Regions from separate parts of the Homo sapiens genome. Here all the other regions are linked to region 3. Evidence: read pairs that join two places in POLR2A ChIA-PET (ENCODE). Cell type or tissue: GM12878. All regions are shown on one strand. Links, peaks and the distances in the headings refer to the core of each region. The heading gives the core; the rest is flanking DNA.

Region 1 (6,417 bases), core at 562-5,561, 220 kb after region 3:
TGGAAGACAGTTTTTCTGTGGGAGTTGGGGAGGAGGAACGGTGGATGGTTTCAGGATGAAACTGTTCTACCTCAGATCATCAGGCATTAGATTCTCATAAGGAGCATGCAACCTAGATCCCTCACATGCACAGTTCACTATAGGGTTCTCGCTCCTATGAGAATCTAATGCCAGCACTGATCTGACAGGAGGTGGAGCTCAGGCCCACTGCTTACCTCCTGCCGTGAGGCCTGGTTCCTAACAGGAGTAATCTAAAATCTAGGAGAAAAAAAACTAAAGGAGAGTGTCTCTCAGTAAAAGTAGGTAGGAACAAGACAACTACAAGTTGAGTATCTCTTAACCAAAATGCTCAGAACCATAAATATTTCAGATTTTAGAAAATTTGCATTATACTTGAGCATCCTTAATCCAAAAGCCTGAAATGAGAAATGCTCCAATGAGCATTTCCTTTGAAAGTCATGTTTAAATATAAAATTTTGATGCATGTATTTGTAAATCATCTCTTAATAACTACATTTGCATTCACTATGCTGCCTCAATGCAATCTCCAGAAACAAAATAGAAATTCTAGCACAATTTCAACATTTATAATAACATTCCTAAAATCACACCATCTGCACCATGCTAATTACACACTCTTGCAATTCTGTGAAGGCCAGACACAACAATGATCTCAGTAGGATTCACATTCCATTTGACTGTATTAACAACCACTGGCAAACAACTTGGGTATAAATTCTAATTCAAATGATAGGGCTCAATCTTTGAAACTTTTGTAGCCCAGGGCAAATATAATAGAAAAATGATCCTACTCACTTATATTTCTTCCTTTTAATGAGAACATACTAAATGCCAGGGACTGAAAAATGCTGGGGATATAAAAACAATCAGAACATAGTACTTGCTAAGGTTAAGTCAGAGAGACAAAAAGTTACTGCAGAGTGATAAAAAGTACAAGAGCATGTTGTGAATGGGGGCAGTCTTCTATTATAAGGCTAGAAGGTAAAGAAAAACTTTCCAGAGAAAAATAACTTTAAACATGAGGTCTGAAGGAGACTTTAGCTAGAAGAAAAAGAAGGTATCTCAGGCCTTTAACAAGGACCATGAGTATTAGAGAGCTAACTTAGGAAGCTTTATTTATTTTTCCAATCTTATTTGGAAAGAAATAAATTTAAATACGTAACTCTACTTATATACGAGATTACCTAAATTCTTCAACAATAAATCAGACAAGTAAATCTGTAATAACCCATATGCAGGACATAATCTTGAAGTTACAGGCCCTCTTACAGGATTTTGCTGCTAATATCAAACCTATCCCAACCTCAAAAGTCTATTTGAGAGAATAAGCAGTATTTGAGGAGGCAGTTTCTGGAATCCCAACCTTGCCTTAAAAAAAAAAAAAAAAAAGAGAGAGAGAGACAGAGAGAGATAAATCACATACCATACAATTCACCTACTTTTTTTTTTTTGGAAACAGAGTGCAGTGGCATGATCGTGGCTCACCATGGCCTCAACCTCCTGGGTTGAAATAATCCTCTGACCTTAGCCTCCAGAGTAGCAGACGATACAGGTGGAAAGTGCTGGGATTACAGATATGAGAAATTCACCGTTTTAAGGCCAGGTGCGGTGGCTCATGGCTGTAATCTCAGCACTTTGAGAGGCCAAGGCGGGCAGATGACTTGAGGTCAGGAGTTTCAGATCAGCCTGGCCAACATGGTGAAACCCCATCTCTACTAAAAATACAAAAATCAGCCGGGTGTGGTGGCAGAGACCCACAATCTGAGCTACTTGGGAGGCTGAGGCAGGGAAATCACTTGAACCCGGGAGGCGGAGGTTGCAGTGAGCCGAGATTGTGCCACTGCACTCCAGCCTGGGCAACAGAGAAAGACTCTGTCTCCAAAAAAAAAAGAAAAAGAAATTCACCAGTGAAAGTAATTCTAGATGAAGGTATCTCCTAATTGAAAACAAGTACAGTTGGCCAGGCGCGGTGTGGCTCACGCCTGTAATCCCAGCACTTTGGGAGGCCAAGGTGGGTAGATCACCTGAGGTCAGGAGTTTGAGACCAGCCTGGCCAGCATGGTGAAATTCTGTCTGTACTAAAAATGCAAAAATTAGCCAGGCATTGTGGCTCATGCCTGTAATCCCAGCTACTCCGGAGGCTGAGGCAGGACAATCACTTAATCCTGGGAGGCAAAGGTTACAGTGAGCCAAGACTGTGCCACTGCACTCCAGCCTGTGCAACACAGTGAGACTTCATCTCGAGAAAGAAAAAAAAAAGAAAAAAAAAAAAAAAAACAATTAGCCAGGCATGGTGGTACATACTGTTGTCCCAGACACTTGAGAGGCTAAGGTGGGAGGATTGCTTGAGCCCAGGAGGTCAAAGCTACAATGAACCGTGATCATGCCACTGCAGTCCAGCCTGGGTGACACAGCGAGACACTGTCTCAAAAAAAAAAAAAAAAAAAAGAAGAAAGAAAGAAAACAAGTGCTGGGACACAAAGCAAGTCTCAACAAATTTCAAATGTTTGAAATCATATAGAACGTATTATCTGCCCTCAGTGAAACTGAACAAGAAATTTACAACTAAAAGATATCCAGAAAATGTTGAAATGTTTGGAAATAACATAATGTACTTCTAACCCAGAGGTTCAAGAAGAACTCACAATGGAAATTTAGGCTTGGTGTGTTGGCTCGTGTATGTAATCCCATCACTTTGGGAGGCTGAGGAGGATCGAGTGAATACAGGAGTTCGAGATCAGCCTGGGCAAATAAGCGAGACCCTATCTCTACAAAAAATTTAAAATTTACTAGAGTGTGGTGGCATGCACCTGTAGTCCCCTACTTGGCAGGCCGAAGCAGAAGGATTGCTTGAACCTAGGAGTTTGAGGCTGCAGTGAGCTATGATCACACCACTGCACTCCAGCCTGGGTGACAGAGCAAGACCCTGTTTCTAAAACTCATCATCATTTGAGCTAAATGATAATGAAATCATTATAACATATGGCAAGCACTACCCATAAGAGCCAAAGTGCAGAAACAAGCCAAATGTCCATCAACTAATAAACAAAACGTGGTACACAGATACAATGGGATGAAGTATTGATAATATGCTTCAAAACAAATGAACCTTGAAAACACTACACTAACTGAAAGAGATCAGTCACTAAAGACCACATATTATTGCCGGGCATGGTGACTCACGCCTGTAATCCCAGCACTTTGGGAGGCCAAGGCGGGTGGATCATGAGGTCAGGAGTTCAAGACCAGCCTGGCCAACATGGTGAAACCCCGTCTCTACTTAAAAAAAATACAAAAATTAGCTGGGCGTGGTGGTGGGCGCCTGTAATCCCAGCTACTCGGGAGGCTGAGGCAAAGAATTGCTTGAACCCGGGAGGCGGAGGTTGCAGTGAGCCGAGATCACACCATGCACTCCAGCCTGGGCAACAGAGGGAGACTCCATCTCAAAAAAAAAAAAAAAAAAGACCACATGTTATTAATATATACTAAAAACCACTAAACTGTATACTTGATACAAGTAAATTATATGATATGTAAACTTTAGCTCCATAAAGTTGTTATAAAAATTTATGCAGGTGATGGTTGTACTAAATGTGAATGTTATTTTTTATTTATTTTTTACTTATTTATTTATTTTTAATAGAGACAAGGTCTCACTAAGTTGCCCAAGCTGGTTTTGAACTCCTGAGCTCAAGCAATCCTCCCACCACGGCCTCCCAAAGTACCAGGATTATGGTCGTGAGGCACCATGCCTAGCCGGTACTACAATGTGAATGTTCTTAATGCCACTGAACTACACACTTAAAAATGGCTAAAATGGTCAGGGACAGTGGCTCTTGCCTGTAATCCCAGATACTCGGGAAGCTGAAACTGGAGGATGCTTGAGGCAAGGAGTCCAAGGCTAGCCGGGCAACAAAGCAAAACTCCATCTCCAAAAACATTTAAAAAGAAATTTAGCCAAGCACAGTGGAGTAGACCTGTAGCCCCAGCTACTTGGGAGGTTGAGGCAGGAAGATTCAAGCCCAGGAGTTTGCAACTACTATAAACTGTGATAGTGCCACTGCACTCCAGCCCTGGCAACAGGGTAAGATCCTGTCTCAAAGTAAAAAATAAAATAAATATCCAATATTGAGGCCAGGAGCGGTCGCACTTTGGTAGGCCGAGGCAGGCAGATCACTTGAGGTCAGGAGTTTGAGGCCAGCCTGGGCAACATGGCAAAACCCCGTCTCTACTAAAAATACAAAAATTACCCAGCATAGTGGCACACACCTGTAGTCCCAGTTACTTGAGAGGCTGAGCCCAGATGATTGCTTGAGCCTGGGAGTCGGAGGCTGCAGTGAGCCAAGACTGCGCCACTGCACTCCAGCTTGGGCAACAGAGTGAGACTCCTGTCTCAAAAAACAAAACTAAACTAAACTAAACTAAACTAATATTGGGGCTGGGCACAGTGGCTCATGCCTGTAATCCCAGCACTTTGGGAGGCTGAGGTGGGCAGATCACTTGAGGTCAGGAGTTCAAGATCAGCCTGGCCAACGTGGTGAAATCCTATCTCTACTAAAAATACAAAAATTAGGCAGGTCTAGTACTCAGGATGCTGAGGCACAAGAATCGCTTGAACCTGGGAAGTGGAGGCTGCAGGGAGCCAAGATCACAGCACTGCACTCTGGCCTGGGAGACAGAGCAAGACTGCAAAAAAAAAATAGTAATAATAATTAAAAAAAAAAAAAAAAAAAAAATATATATATATATATATATAAATACTGGAACACCAAAGATAACTAAAAAGTAAACTAAAAAATTTTTTAAGAGATGGGGTGTCACTATATTGCCCAGGTTGGTCTCGAACTCCTGGGCTCAAGTGATCTTCCCGCCTCAGCCTCCCAAATGCTGGGATGAGTCATGAGCCACCAGTGCACTCAGCCTGATTTTTTATTTTTTATTTTTTTGAATCAGGGTCTTGTTCTGTCTCAGGCTGGAGTGCAGTGACACCAATCATGGCTCACTGCAGTGCCAAGTCCTTGGGCTCAAGAAATCCTGCCACCTCTAAGGTTGATTATTAAAAGTTAGATAAACTAATTATTGGGGCCTCAAGAAAACCGAGGGATATTAATTTAAAAGATAAGTTTTATAAGTGGCAAAGTAAGTCCTCACATAATATACTCTTGAAGGATACCTAGGATTCACACAATCTAAGACTGGTATTTGCATAAAAAAGAGAAGCCTCAGGCCGGGCCCGGTGGCTCATGCCTGTAATCCCAGCACTTTGGGAGGCCCGGGCGGGCAGATCACAAAGTCAGGAGATGGAGACCACCACCCTGGCTAACACAGTGAAACCCCATCTCTACTAAAAATACAAAAAATTAGCTGGGCTTGGTGGCACACACCTGTAGTCCCAGCTACTCAGGAGACTGAGGCAGGAGAATCGCTTGAACCTGGGAGGCAGAGGTTGCAGTGAGCCGAGACTGCGCCACTGCAGTCCAGCCTGGGCAACAGAGCAAGACTCTGTCTCAAAAAAAAGAAAAAAAAAAAAAAGAGAGGACTCAATTAGTCTACAATCTATAACTATGATAAATTCTGACCTGCTTCATAATTCTTGGTCAATAACATTGGCCAGATAGTATTGAACTAGACCAATTAGATATTTATATTTTTTACTTTTTCCCACAAAAAAACACTATAAAAAATTAATCCGCTATGATAATGGTAGCTTAAATCATATGCTATGATTGTAGTAACAAAGCCAAGCAAAAGACACTATCTAGTCATTGTTCCATCCTGGTAACAAAGACAGTTGAGAAAAGTACCTAGGGATCACAACAGAAAAGCTCAGCTGCAAGCAAACCTCACTGCAATATCATATCCAAGGGCGTCTCACCTAGGTGATGCAATTCTAGAGGAAAACAAAATCAAATAAACCAAGCTAATGCTACTTCAGTGTAACTTACCTAGTCAATAAAACTAAAGTTTAAAAATCTAGTAGCCTTTCTCTAAAAGACCTAAATTGAATCAAGATTTTTTGTTTCTCCTAAAGTTAATTTAAAAAAAAAAAAACTAGCTGGCCAGGAGCAGCGGCTCACGCCGGTAATCCCAGCACTTTGGGAGGCCAAGGCAGGCGGATCACCTGAGGTCAGGAGTTTGAGACTAACCTGGCCAACATGGTGAAACCCCGTCTCTACTAAAAATACAAAATTGGCCAGGCGTGATGGCATGCGCCTGTAATCCAGCTACTCGGGGGGGCTGAGGCAGGACAATCGCTTAAACCTGGGAGGCAGAGGTTGCAGTGAGCCGAGATCACGCCAGTGCACTCCAGCCTGGGCAACAGAGTGAGACTCTGTCTTTAAAAAAAAGAAAAAAAAAAACTACACTACACCTGTACAGTCGTATTTAAAAATGGAG
Region 2 (6,417 bases), core at 819-5,818, 120 kb after region 3:
TGGCTTTTTCAAGTCTGCAGAACTCAAAATTACAGGATTCTCAATCAACCCAGATTATAGGTTATAGCAAAGACTTCCTCCCTTGGCAAAGCTATGCAAAGAAGCTAACTCTAGCTTGATTTTCTCTCTCACAGGACTTGCTAAAAGTAGCAAGAAGAAGCCAGAAAACAGGAACATTCTGAATTTCCGTATCATTTATTTTTTATTTTTTTCTTGAGACAGAGTCTCACTCTTGTTGCCCAGGCTGGAGTGCAGTGGCGCAATCTCCGCTCACTGCAACCTCCGCCTCCTGGGTTCAAGCAATTCCTCAGCCTCTGGAATAGCTGGGATTACAGGCACGTGCCACCACACCTGGCTAATTTTTGTATTTTTAGTAGAGATGGGGTTTCACCATTTTGGTCAGGCTGGTCTCGAACTCCTGACCTCAGGTGATCCACCATCCTTGGCCTCTCAAAGTGCTGGGATTACAGATGTGAGCCACTGCACCCGGCCCTGAATTTCCTTATCATTTCTACATGGCTGCATTGCATTGCTACAACCTCAGTCAGTCCATGATCTGCCTTCCAAGGTGAGGTAGCTATTGTCTGAAGATTGTCCCTAGAGAGCCATGTCACCAGTATTCACAGCCTTGTGTAGTATCCTCCCTTTACATCTGGGCTGGGCCTGTGACTCACTCTAACCAATAGACTGTGGCAGAGTGACACTTGCCGGTTCTAGGCCTAAGCCTTAAGAAGGTCTTCCACTTTCGCATTCTTGGGATCCAGCCGCCATGTTATGATGCCCAGGCTAAGCCACGTGGAAGGAGAGGTCACAGCTTTTGGCCATCCTGGTGCCACACATGTGACACCAAGGAGGTGTCAACTTGCATATTCATCCCCAGCTTCAATCTGACTGTAACCTCATGAAATACCCCTGTGAGATCCAGAAGAACCACCCAGCTGTCACCGTCAACCCACAGAATGGTGAGAGGTAATAAAACACTTGTTGTTCTAACCTATTAAGTTTGGAGGTGGTTTGCCACACAATAATAGTTAACTGAAACACAAGGTTTTGATCAAATGTTTGACCACTGCATAACAAGGATCACAAGCTTCCCAGTCAGCAATGTCTGAGTCTTTGCCATCTGCCACCCACCTGCATTCATTAATTAAGCATTTAGGTTCTGTCACTTGTAGTAGTCTTTTTCCAGGTGCCAAATTTTATATCAATTAGAATCAGCTTTGCCTGTGATTGACAGAAAAAATAAAGTAATAGTGGCTTAAACTAAATAAACGTTTATTTCTCTCTCTCATAAATGAAGTCCAGAGATAAGTCCTGTGTCTCTTCCACAGTTTCAGGGACCCAGGCTCCTTCTGTCTTGTTGTTCTTCCACCATCAACATATAGCTTTTCTCTCCCAGTCCAAGATGGCTGCTCCAATTCCAGCCAAAATGGCTGCTTTCCAACCAACAGAAGGTGAAAGAGACAAAGAAAGATGTCTCTCTCCCTCTAAGGACATTTTCTGAAGTTGCACAGGACACTTCTGCCAGTATTTCATTTGCCAGAATTTACTCACATAGCCACACTAAGTTCAAAGATAGGCTAGGAGATGTGGTCTTTATTCCAAGTGGCTATGTACCCAGATGTAGATCTAGGGTTCTAAGGAAGAATGAATACTGAGGATAGACTAGCAGTCTCTGCTGTCAATTGCTCTGATTACACTGGTTTTCTGATCAATCCTGATTTCTGGAGAACAGGTCTCCTCCTCTGTTCTTATTTTTCATACTTTTGACAATTCTTTTTTTAAAAAGAAATTTATTAATATTCTAGCTGGAACTACATGAAATTTATATAGTAATTTTAAAGAGTTTTTATGAATTTATATCTTTTCATACAAAAACATGATGTGTCTTTTCGTTCATTCAAATCTTGTTTTATGTCTTTTAATAAGATTTTGCGGTTTTCTTTTTTTTTTTTTTTTTTTTTTTTGAGACGGAGTCTCGCTCTTTCGCCCAGCCAGACTGCAGTGGCGCTATCTCGGCTCACTGCAAGCTCCGCCTCTCGGGTTCAAGCCATTCTCCTGTCTCAGCCTTCCGAGTAGCTGGGACTACAGGCACCCGCCACCACGCCCAGCTAATTTTTTGTATTTTTAGTAGACATGGGGTTTCACCGTTTTAGCCAGGATGGTCTCGATCTCCTGATCTTGTGATCCGCCTGCCTCAGCCTCCCAAAGTGCTGGGATTACAGGCGTGAGCCACCGCGCCTAGCCGCGGTTTTCTTTTTATGGGTTCAATACTCTTCTAAAGAAAATGTATTCTGAAGTATTTCATAGTTTTGGTTTCTATCATAAGTATAATCCCCACCACCATTTTGTTTCCTGGTATTCATTTTAAGAGTAAAAAGAGACTGACACTTTTGCTTCCAAGTATAATACAGCAGCCTTTGGCATTGAGTGCTCCTGCTGAGAACGACAAGAAACGCCAGATAAAATAGCCTCTCACAAGAACCCCACACCTTGTCCCAAACCAAATATATAAAGGCAATGAAGATCTGCTGAACCAACCAGGCCTAGGGGGCCAGTGTTCCAGAGGAGGGAATGGAGGGAAGGGGAGCTAACAGTCTGCAGCTGCTTTTTATTCCTCATTGTAAAGTTTTCTTTAAAAACAAACAAACAAACAAACAAAACAGGTTTTTCGCTTTTTTTTTTTTTTTTTTTTTTTTTGAGACAGAGTTTCACTCTTGTCGCCCAGGCTGGAGTGCAATGGCACGATCTTGGCTCACAGCAACCTCCACCTCCCAGGTTCAAGCAATTCTCAATTCTCTTGTCTCAGCCTCCCAAGTAGCTGGGGTTACAGGTGCCTGCCACCACTCCCAGCTATTTTTTTTTTTTTTTTAGACGGAGTCTCACTCTGTCACCCAGGCTGGAGTGTAATGGCACAATCTCGGCTCACTGCAACCTCCACCTCCTGGTTTCAAGCAATTCTCCTGCTTCGGCCTTCCAAGTAGTTGGGACTACAGACACGTGCCACCATGCCCAGCTAAATTTTTGTATTTTTAGTAGAGATGGGGTTTCATCGTGTTAGCCAGGATGGTCTCGATCTCCTGACCTTGTGATCCACCTGCCTCAGCCTCCCAAAGTTCTGGGATTACAGATGTGAGCCACTATGCCCAGCCCTAATTTTTGTATTTTTAGTAGAGACGGGGTTTCACCATGCTGGCCAGGCTGGTCTTGAACTCCTGACCTCAGGTGATCTACCCACCTCAGCCTCCCAAAGTGCTGGGATTACAACCGTGAACCACCGCACCCAGCCGGTTTTTTGCTTTATATATTTATCTTATATGCAGTCACCTTGCCCAATTCTTTTATTAATTCTAGCAGTTTTTACTAGAATCTCTTCTGTTTACTAGACATATTATTTCTAGCAGTAAAAAGAATTTTATTTTATTTTTTTAAGTTTATAGCAGCTATTTTATTTTCTTATTTTCGTATTTTGAGATCTGGCTCAACCTGGGTAAAATAACCAAACATTTGACCAATAGAAAGAGTTGCTGATGTCTTGGATAATGGAATAAAGAAGTTCACTAAAAGGTAGTGAAGCCCTTACCTGCTGGGCTCTGTGTCATCCTCCTAATCCTCCCAACACTCACATGAGGAGGGCAGTGCTCTCTCCACCTACAGAAGAGGAAAGGAGACTTAGAAGCGTTCAGCAATTTGTTCAAATCTCATAGTGGGGGTGGCAAGAGTGGGTGTGGGGGGTGGGGCAAGAGGGAGAGAGGAACCCAGGCCAGAGTTGCCACCACCTCGTCTTCTCTCCACCGTCCTACACTGAGTTCTGAAAGGAGTTTTAAGTTTTCCTAAAAGAATTATCTGTCAATTCAACAAAGTATTATATGTGAATCTTCATAGATGACAAATGATGGCTTCATTCACTCCCTCATTCATTTGTTCTTTTTTTTTTCTTTTCTTTTTTTCTGAGATGGAGTCTCACTCTGTCGCCCAGGCTGGAGTGCAGTGGCGGGGTCTCGGCTCACTGCAACCTCCACCACGAATCTGTACCATGGACAAACCTAGAAGATGCTGCAGCAGAGTTCTTTTTTTTTTTTTTTTCTAATGAGACAGTCTCACTTACTCTGTTGCCCAGGCTGGAGTGCAATGGTGCGATCTCGGCTTGCTGCAACCTCTGCCTCCCAGGCTCAAGCAATTCTCCTACCTCAGCCTCCTGAGTAGTCTCCTGAGTAGCTGGGATTACAGGCATGCACCACCACGCCCAGCTAATTTTTGTATTTTTAGTAGAGACGAGGTTTCATCATGTTGGCCAGGCTGGTCTCAAACTCCTTACCTCAAGTGATCCACCTGCCTCAGCCTCCCAAAGTGCTAGGATTACAGGCATGAGCCACCACCCCTGGCCCACTGCAACAAAATTCTATGGAGAAGTATCTGACAATGTAAGACTAAGATTTACTCTCCTGGGGAATTAATGGGAGAGAGTTAATGTGTGTTGTGATACTACATGTGTTAATAGTAATCTTGGTTTGGGGCAGAATTTTTCTGTTTGTTTGTTTATTTATTTATTTTGAGACAAGATCTCTTTTGCTCAGGTTGGAGTACAGTGGCGCTCTCATAGCTCACTGCTCCCTTGAACTCCTGGGCTCAAGCAATCCTCCTGCCTTAGCCTTCCCAGTAGCTAGGACTATAGGTGCATACCACCATGCCTGGCCTAAAGATAAAAGATGTGATAGCTTCCCTTGGAGAAGAGAACATGGGTAATAACTTAGAATCTGCAGGTGAAGAGAGTATTTATGACCAGACAAGAGGAGCCAGGAAGAAATTAATGTTGAAAAGTCAAGTGTACATTTAAACATCCCAGATGGGAGAAAAATCAATTCTACATCAACATTGCTAAAGAAGAAAACAGAAAAGCCAAGACAGATCAGGTGAAAAATCTTCAGGCTGAGCAAACCTCGACTGAAAGTGCAGATCAAAATCTTCTGCAGAGAGGAAATGAAGTGACTGAACTTTGTCAAGACAAAGCAGTGTCGTCTCTTGAGAAATGATCTGTCTGGGAAGGTCATTATTGGAGCAAGAGGAAGAAAGTTCTGAAGCAAATGCCAAGATGAGCCTGTTATAAAGAGCTGAAGACCTTCAGAAAGCAAGTCAAAGACCTTGTAGCACAGTGCAACAGGATCATTTGTTCTTCTCAAAACCAAGTTATTTCCCTTGAACTAAAAGCTCATGATTGTTAGTTGAGAGTACAGGAGGCTGAAAGAAAGCTCCTCATCTCAAAACTAGAGATCACAAAGATGAGATAAAGAATAAAGAGGCTGGGCATGGTGGCTCACACCTGTAATCCCAGCACTTTGGGAGGCCGAGGTGGGTGGATCACCTGAGGTCAGGAGTTCAAGACCAGCCTGGCCAAAATGGCAAAACCCTGTCTCTATTGAAAATACAAAAATTAGCCAGGTGTGGTGGTGCGCACCTGCAGTCTCAGCTACTGAGGAGGCTGAGGCACGAGACTCACTTGAACCCAGGAGGCAGAGGTTGCAGTGAGCCGAGATCGCGCCGTTGCATTCCAGCCTGGGAAACAAAGCAAGACACTGTCTCAAAAAAACAAAAACCAAAGAATAAAGAAAACAGTGATTAAACTTGAGCTTCTAGAAGTCCTTATTCATCTGATGATCCAGATGGAGTATTGTTCAGGTAACATTTTCACCACCTCCCATCTCTAGACATGGGGTACCGTTTCCTCTAGACGGGAGGCTCTCAACACCCTCCCCTCAGATCTCCTTGTCTGCCAGGCCTTCCTCCTTCATTCCCAAACCTGGTGTTTCCAATTGATTCAAATTGGGAGTTAATGGAAGGAAGACATCCTCTTCTTCCCTGCATTAGTCAGGGCTCTCCGGAGCAACAGAAATAGTAGGAGATATATACATATACAAAGAGATTTATTTTAAGGGATTGGCTTATATGATTGAGGGGGCTGGCAAGTCTAAAATCTGCAGAGCAAGCTGGAAACTCTCAGGCTGGGGCTGAGGCTACAGTTCAATCCACAGGCAGAATTTCTTCCTTCTCAGGGAAACCTGTTTTGCTTGTTAGACCCTTCAACTGATTGGTGAGGCCCACCAATTATCAAAGATAATTTCCTTTACTTAACTTCAAATGATTGTATAGGTCAACCAAATCTACACAATATTTTTACAGCAACACCTAGATTAGTGTGTTAGATTGAGTAACTGGGGACTATAGCCTAGCCAGGTTGACACATAAAACTAACCATTACACTTCCTGGCTGGAGTGCAGTGGTGCATTCCATCTCCTGAGCTCAAGCGATCCTACCACCTCAGCCTCCTTCGTAGCTGGGACCACAGGTGCATACCACCACGCCCTAGCCTTAAAAAAAATTAGAAAAATATTTTATTAGTTTTAAAAACTTTTTACATC
Region 3 (6,417 bases), core at 721-5,720:
AATCTCCCAGGGAAGATATGCAGTACCCAGCTAGGAATAATCTCTTGCAACAGATTGTATTTTCCAAAGATGGTCACAATAACATCTCTGCTATAGTTTGGAAATCTGACCTTCCAAACCTCATGTTGAAATTTGATCCCCTATCCTAAGTGAAATAAAAGAAATTTTAAAATATTAAAAAACATTAAAAATTAAAAATTAATTAAAAATTAAAATATTTTCATATTAAAATATTTTTTAAAAAGAAATCTGATCCCCAGTGTTGGAGGTGGGGCCTAGTGGGAGGTATGTAGGTCATGGAGGCAGATCCCTCATAAATAGATTAATGTGGGGAGGGGGCGTGGAATTGTGGTGGGGGAAAAGTTCTTGCTCTGTTTGTTCCCTCCAGTGCTGGCTCTTAAAACGAATTTGGGCCAGGTGCAGTGGCTCACACCTGTAATCCCAGTACTTTGGGAGGCTGAGGCGGGTGGATCACGAGGTCAGGAGTTCGAAACCAGCCTGGCCAACATGGTGAAACCCCATCTCTACTAAAAAATACAAAAATTAGCTGGGCGTGGTCGTGCGCACCTGTAGTCCCAGATACTCAGGAGGCTGAGGCAGGAGAATTGCTTGAACCCGGGAGGCAGAGGTTGCAGTGAGCCAAGATTGCGCCACTGCACTCCAGCCTGGGAGACAGAGTGAGACTGTCTCAAAAAAAATTGGCACCTCCCTCAACTTCCTCTCTCACCATGTAATTTCACTGGCTCCCCTTCCCCTTCTGCCATGAGTGGAAGCAGCCTGAAGCCCTCACCAGAAGCAGATGCTGATGCCATGCTTCCCACACAGCCTACAGGACCATGAGCCAAAGAAGCCCCTTTTCTTTATAAATTACAGTCTTAGGTATTCCTTTATAGCAACACAAATGGACTGAGACAATCTCCCATCCCACATGCTCTACCACAATGTGATCTTGCCACAACTCCATCAAGAGGTAGATACTATTTCTCCTCCCCTTGAATCTGGGTGGGTCTGATCTTATGAATACCATTAGAATGCAGCTTTTGCCTGGTTTTCATGGGATGCTTCCTAGGAAGGAACCATGAAAAAAAATGTAAGGGTCTCCTTCATTCATTCAGGCTTTCAACAAATATTTGTTATGAGTTCCTACCATGTGTCAGGCCCCAGACATTGTGTTAGGCACTGAGAATGCAATTATGCATTACTCAGCCACTGCCCCATCCTCAGAGTTTACACTCTAGAGGAGGAAAGAGATGAAGGACAAGTGGGACAGACTAATACATCCTATAATTACAACATGTAACAGAAGCTTATAAAGAAGCAAAAAGAGATTTGCTTGAGGATGGCAAGTCAAGAAAGGGCATTCCAAGGCAGTGACAATTAAACAAGCCATAACAGAGGAGTAGTTAGCCATGATGGAGAGAGGAACAGGCAAATATTTTAGGAAAAAGAACAGCATGAGCAAAGTCACTGAAGGAGAAAAAAGCTTGACAGGCTCTCAGAGGAGCTGAGAGATGATGAGGATAGCTGGAACACAGAGAACAAGGGAGAGAGCAGCACAAAGACCAGAGCATGTATGTGTGTGTGTGTGTGCGTGTGCGTTTGTGTGTGTATACATATATATATGTATATTTTTTTTTTCAAGAGATAGGGTCTCACTATGTTGCCCAGACTGGTCTCAAACTCCTGGGCTCAAGTAATTCTCCCACCTCAAACTCCTGAGTAGCTGAGACTACAGGTAGTGACTCTGCCCAGTACATAGATTTTTGAAGCAATATTGTTGGGTTAATCACAGGTCAAGAAGTGTAGCATATCAGATTCACCTCTTAAAATTATAATTTTATTATTATTATTATTATTTTGGAGGCAGAGTCTCACTCTGTCACCAGGCTGGAGTGCAGTGGCACAATCTCGGCTCACTGCAACCTCTGCCTCCCTGGTTCAAGCAATTCTCCTGCCTCAGCTTCCTAAGTAGCTGGGACTACAGGCGTGCACCACCATGCCCAGCTAATTTTTTTTTTTATTTTTAGTAGAGATGGGGTTTCACCATGTTGGCCAGGATGGTCTCGATCTCCTGACCTCGTGATCCACCCGCCTCAGCCTCCCAAAGTGCTGGGATTACAGGCGTGAGCCACCGCGCCTGGCCTAATTTTATTATTGTTTTAAAGCTAGCTTTATATAATTTCAGATATAAAACAAAATAACTCAAGTAATAAATGCTGGTACTGAATACTGTATAACTAGATGTAGTCACATAGAAAGCACATTATGCAAAAATGGGACTGTTTCCAAGACAAAGGAACATATGGTTTGAAGGCCTTCCTGTAATTAACCTCTTTAGAATTTCAGGGCACAGAAAGACAGGGCTGACTTTCTCATTGCCTCATTAATGGTGCATTACATAAATCACACCTGATTCGACCTAATTTTGTTAGCAGTCATCTCAAAATGTTTCACTGAAATTATAATCCTTGAATGAAAAGGATAATCAATGCTGTCACCAAAGGATGCCCTGTCTAAAATGAAACTCAGCCCCTTTATATATTCAGAACATCAATGAGGCTCCCTACATAACCTGTCCAATGGCTTTGTTCCTCTCTTATCAGGTGTCAAGCCATTCAAAAAAAAAAAAGATGTGGTTATATATTATTTTAAACCACTGTCAAACATCTGTTCAATCCCCCAAAGAAAATGGAAATAAGCAGCTAAAAAAAAAAACAGTACTGGTAACGGGTTCCAGGAAACCACCTCACAAGACCAGGGACCTTCCAACAAACACTACCTTAAAGTGTTTTGATCTAGAAAACTGTCTTTTACATTTGTTGAAACCAGTAGGTTCCAAGTGATAAATGAGCTGATAAAGTTTCATTGTGATAAAATAGTTTCAGGAAATATATGTGCTATCATTTTAATAAGACTGATTATAGCCTTATAATTTGACAGGATTGGTAGGTTGTTCTGCATGTGCGACCTAGCCTATGAATGTTGATTATCTCAGTAAGTGCCACAGTCCTTTCCAGTTAGCCCCATAAAAGAAATCTTTTGGCCCCCTCTCCAGGGAAGCCTGAATAACAGGACACACACCCTATACTACTATTGTGTGTACTATTGTTGCAACTGAAGGGACTGTTCCTCAGGGACAAGAGAGCTGAGACACAACCTACCCTACTACCCTACCCACCCTCTCATCATGGGCACTTGACCAAGCTGAGGGGCCCCCTCTTCCATTCCACTGAGCCCAAGGGTGGAAGGAGATTAGAAAAAAAAAACAAAAAAAGAAGAAGAAAACTCTGCTCTTCTTTTTTGTTCATATCTAGTTAGAACTTTTGCTCTGGTGGAGATGGAGAGGTAGGGGATAACTGCTCCTAATTTCCTCTTTAGAACTAGGAATTAGTCTTTACCTGGATAAAACAACCACAGATTATCTTCACTAAGCAAAGAAAACACAGGGAGCTTGCAGCTAATGTCTGAGAAGAAGAATGCTTTAATGGTAATAACAACGGGGAAGGGGACAATCTAGTATTTGATGTAAACCACCAGGATACTGACTCATCCTGAGGCCCTCATTCTGGGCTTGAAGCTGTTAGTTGGCAAATGAGGGCAAAGAATGATTCCCCAGCACTAGACAATGGGACTCCTCACTGAGAATAAAACTGTCACACATGATGGATGAGTGACAAATTATTTACAGAAGTAACCCAAAAGACTACATGAGGCACAGCAAATTTGGGAACAGTAGAGTTCAACAAAGGTGTTAAGGAGGGAATTCTCAAGGAAGTTGAAACTGTACCCTAGAAAAGAAGATATCCTACTTTACTAAAAGGAGGAAAAAAACCAAGGAAAGTAATGGAGCATAGCTTGCACTCAAGTTCTCTGACTTCTAAACTCTGGCTGTGACTTCCCTCTTACCACAGGGGTATTTTGTCAGGGGCCAGCAATCAACTTTTAAATTGAAGAGCATGGATCTATGTAATTCCTATAAAGGGGTATCTCTAGTCCACCAAAAAAAAAAAAAATGGACATGGCTGCAGAACTGACATTTTGGAAAGCAATTTTATGTTAATTTATTAACACAGAATCAGCTACTCAGGAACCGGGGTCATCAGGACTCTGGGTTTTTTTTGTTTGTTTGTTTTGAGACGGAGTCTCGTTCTGTCGCCCAGGCTGGAGTGCAGTGGTGCGATCTCGGCTCACTCCAAGCTCCGGCTCACTGCAAGCACCACCTCCCAGGTTCACGCCATTCTCCTGCCTCAGCCTCCCAAGTAGCTGGGACTACAGGTGCCTGCCACCATGCCCAGCTAATTTTTTGTATTTTTAGTAGAGATGGGGTTTTACTGTGTTAGCCAGGATGGTACCAATCTCCTGACATCATGATCCACCCACCTCAGCCTCCCAAAGTGCTGGGATTACAGGTGTGAGCCACCACGCCTGGCCAGGAACTGGGGTCATTAGGACTTTTACTGGCTATGTCAGATACTTTGCAGTGTCCCAAATGCGGAGGTTGTAACAGCCAATATAAAAGACAATGAGGCCAGGCATGGTGGCTCACGCCTGTAATCCCAGCACTTTGGGAGGTCAAGGAGGGTGGATCACCTGAAGTCAGGAGTTTGTGACCAGACTGGCCAACATGGAGAAACCCAGTCTCTACTAAAAATACAAAAATTAGCCAGGCATAGTGGCGGGCATCTGTAATTCCAGTTACTTGAGAGGCTGAGGCAGGAGAATTGCTTGAACCCAGGAGGTGGAGGTTGCAGTGAGCAGAGATAACACCACTGAACTCCAGCCTGGGCAACAGAGCAAGACTCTGTCTCAAACAAAAAACAAAACAAAACAAAACACACACACACACAATGAGAGGAGGGGGCTGCTGGAACCACAGGTTTACTCATGTGAACATCACCAGCAAACACTCCAAAGAAGGTTTCTGCTTTCTCTAGAGCAGAAAGGGCAATGGTGAGAGTCAGAGAGTCAGAGCCAGAACTGGAGTTTCAGCTTCTCTAGTAACTCATTCTAAAAACCTTTGGTCCCCTAATTCTACAGGCCTTATTTCCATGTATGGTAATAACGCTTTACTTCATATGTTTTTGGGGAGAAGGAAGGCATAATGATCATTTATAATTTTATTTTATTTTATTTATTTTTTAAGAGACAGGGTCCTGCTATGTTGCACAGGCTGGCCTTGAAGTTGGGCTCAAGTGATCCTCCTACCTCTGCCTCCCCAGTAGCTGACACTATAGGCACACAGTGACCGCCTTAATTTTACATTTGATTAAAGCTAATAGATTGATAGTTTCACAAGTCAAACTCAATACTATAAGGCTTATATCAAAAAAGCAGCAATCCCCTATCTTACCTTTGACCTCTGCTTCCCAATGGTAATCACGTTCAACTTTTAGCACCATGCCTGGTTAATTTTTCTGTTTTTGTAGGGACGGGGTTTCGCCACGTTGCCCAGGCTGGTCTCAAACTCTTCCTGGACCCAAGCCATCTTCCCACCTCAGCCTCCCAAAGTGCTTGGATTACAGGTGTGAGCCACCATGCCCAGCCCCTCTTCCTTTTCTATCTCATTTAGGTATATCAAACTACCAAGTTTCCTGAGATAGCACAGGTAGGAGATAAATCTTTTGAGATACTGCATATCTGAAAATGTCTCTTTTCCCCTATTTTTTTTTTTTTGAAGAGAGAGCATCTCACTCTGTCGCCCAAGCCAGAGTACAATGCTGTGATCATAACTCACTGTAACCTCAAACTCCTGGGCTCAAGCAATCCTCCCATCTTGGCCTCTCAAAGCACTGGTATAGGTAGGAGCCACTGCCCCCGGCCCCTACTCTCATAATTAATTGTTAGTTTTGACTGGGTATAGAATTATAGCTTGAAAATCCTTTCCTCTCAGAATGTAAGATAATTCCTCCACTTTCTTCTAGCTTCCAATACTGCTTTTGAGAAATCAAATGCTTTTGTATATAACCTCTTAATTCTCTCTGGAAGCTTTTATATTCTCATTTCGAAATTTTATGGTGTTCTGAAATTTTATGGTGTTGTGTTTCTTTTTTCATTCAGTGTATTGAGAATTGATAGGGTTTTCAATCTAAGCACATGTGTACTTAAGTCCTGGGAAAAGTATAATTTCTTTGATGATTTCTTTCACTTCATAAGCCAAAACCTAACTATGAGGAGATCCAAAATCTAACTATGAGGAGTTTCTCTAACTAGAGAAACTGGAGAAAAGAAAATCATTAAAAAAATAAAATTAATATTCTTAAATTTAAATCTTTTAAATTTAAATAAATCTTAAACTGATCCTCTAATTTATTTCTTTCCTCTTCTATTTTCTACTTGTTTTCATTCTACCTTATTTTTGATATTATATACATATATATGTGTGTGTGTATATGTATGTGTATATATATATATGAAATA

What was found. ChIA-PET counts read pairs that join two places held together with the same protein. Peaks named below come from ENCODE experiments on the same cell type or tissue, not always from the same donor. Only the 100,000 strongest peaks of a DNase experiment are listed, where the experiment ranks them.
Region 1: POLR2A ChIA-PET joins it to region 3 with 6 read pairs; 4 of 35 experiments call an interaction of 5 or more read pairs at or near these places.
Region 2: POLR2A ChIA-PET joins it to region 3 with 5 read pairs; 8 of 35 experiments call an interaction of 5 or more read pairs at or near these places.

The regions. Positions count from the first base shown.
Region 1 is chr11:73,734,529-73,740,945 of GRCh38, forward strand. The region is part of intron 1 of RAB6A (RAB6A, member RAS oncogene family); the gene reads right to left. Among named protein-coding and RNA genes, the nearest start is that of RAB6A, 23 kb to the right of the region's middle. In GM12878, for the core only: no CTCF peak of the experiment used is centred there; no DNase peak of the experiment used is centred there; H3K27ac peaks cover 332 bases.
Region 2 is chr11:73,635,786-73,642,202 of GRCh38, forward strand. It overlaps the pseudogene LOC100419713. Among named protein-coding and RNA genes, the nearest start is that of PLEKHB1, 7.6 kb to the right of the region's middle. In GM12878, for the core only: no CTCF peak of the experiment used is centred there; no DNase peak of the experiment used is centred there.
Region 3 is chr11:73,518,205-73,524,621 of GRCh38, forward strand. The region is part of intron 1 of FAM168A (family with sequence similarity 168 member A); the gene reads right to left. Among named protein-coding and RNA genes, the nearest start is that of FAM168A, 77 kb to the right of the region's middle. In GM12878, for the core only: no CTCF peak of the experiment used is centred there; DNase peaks (open chromatin) are centred at 2,285, 2,697 and 3,607; H3K27ac peaks cover 1,937 bases.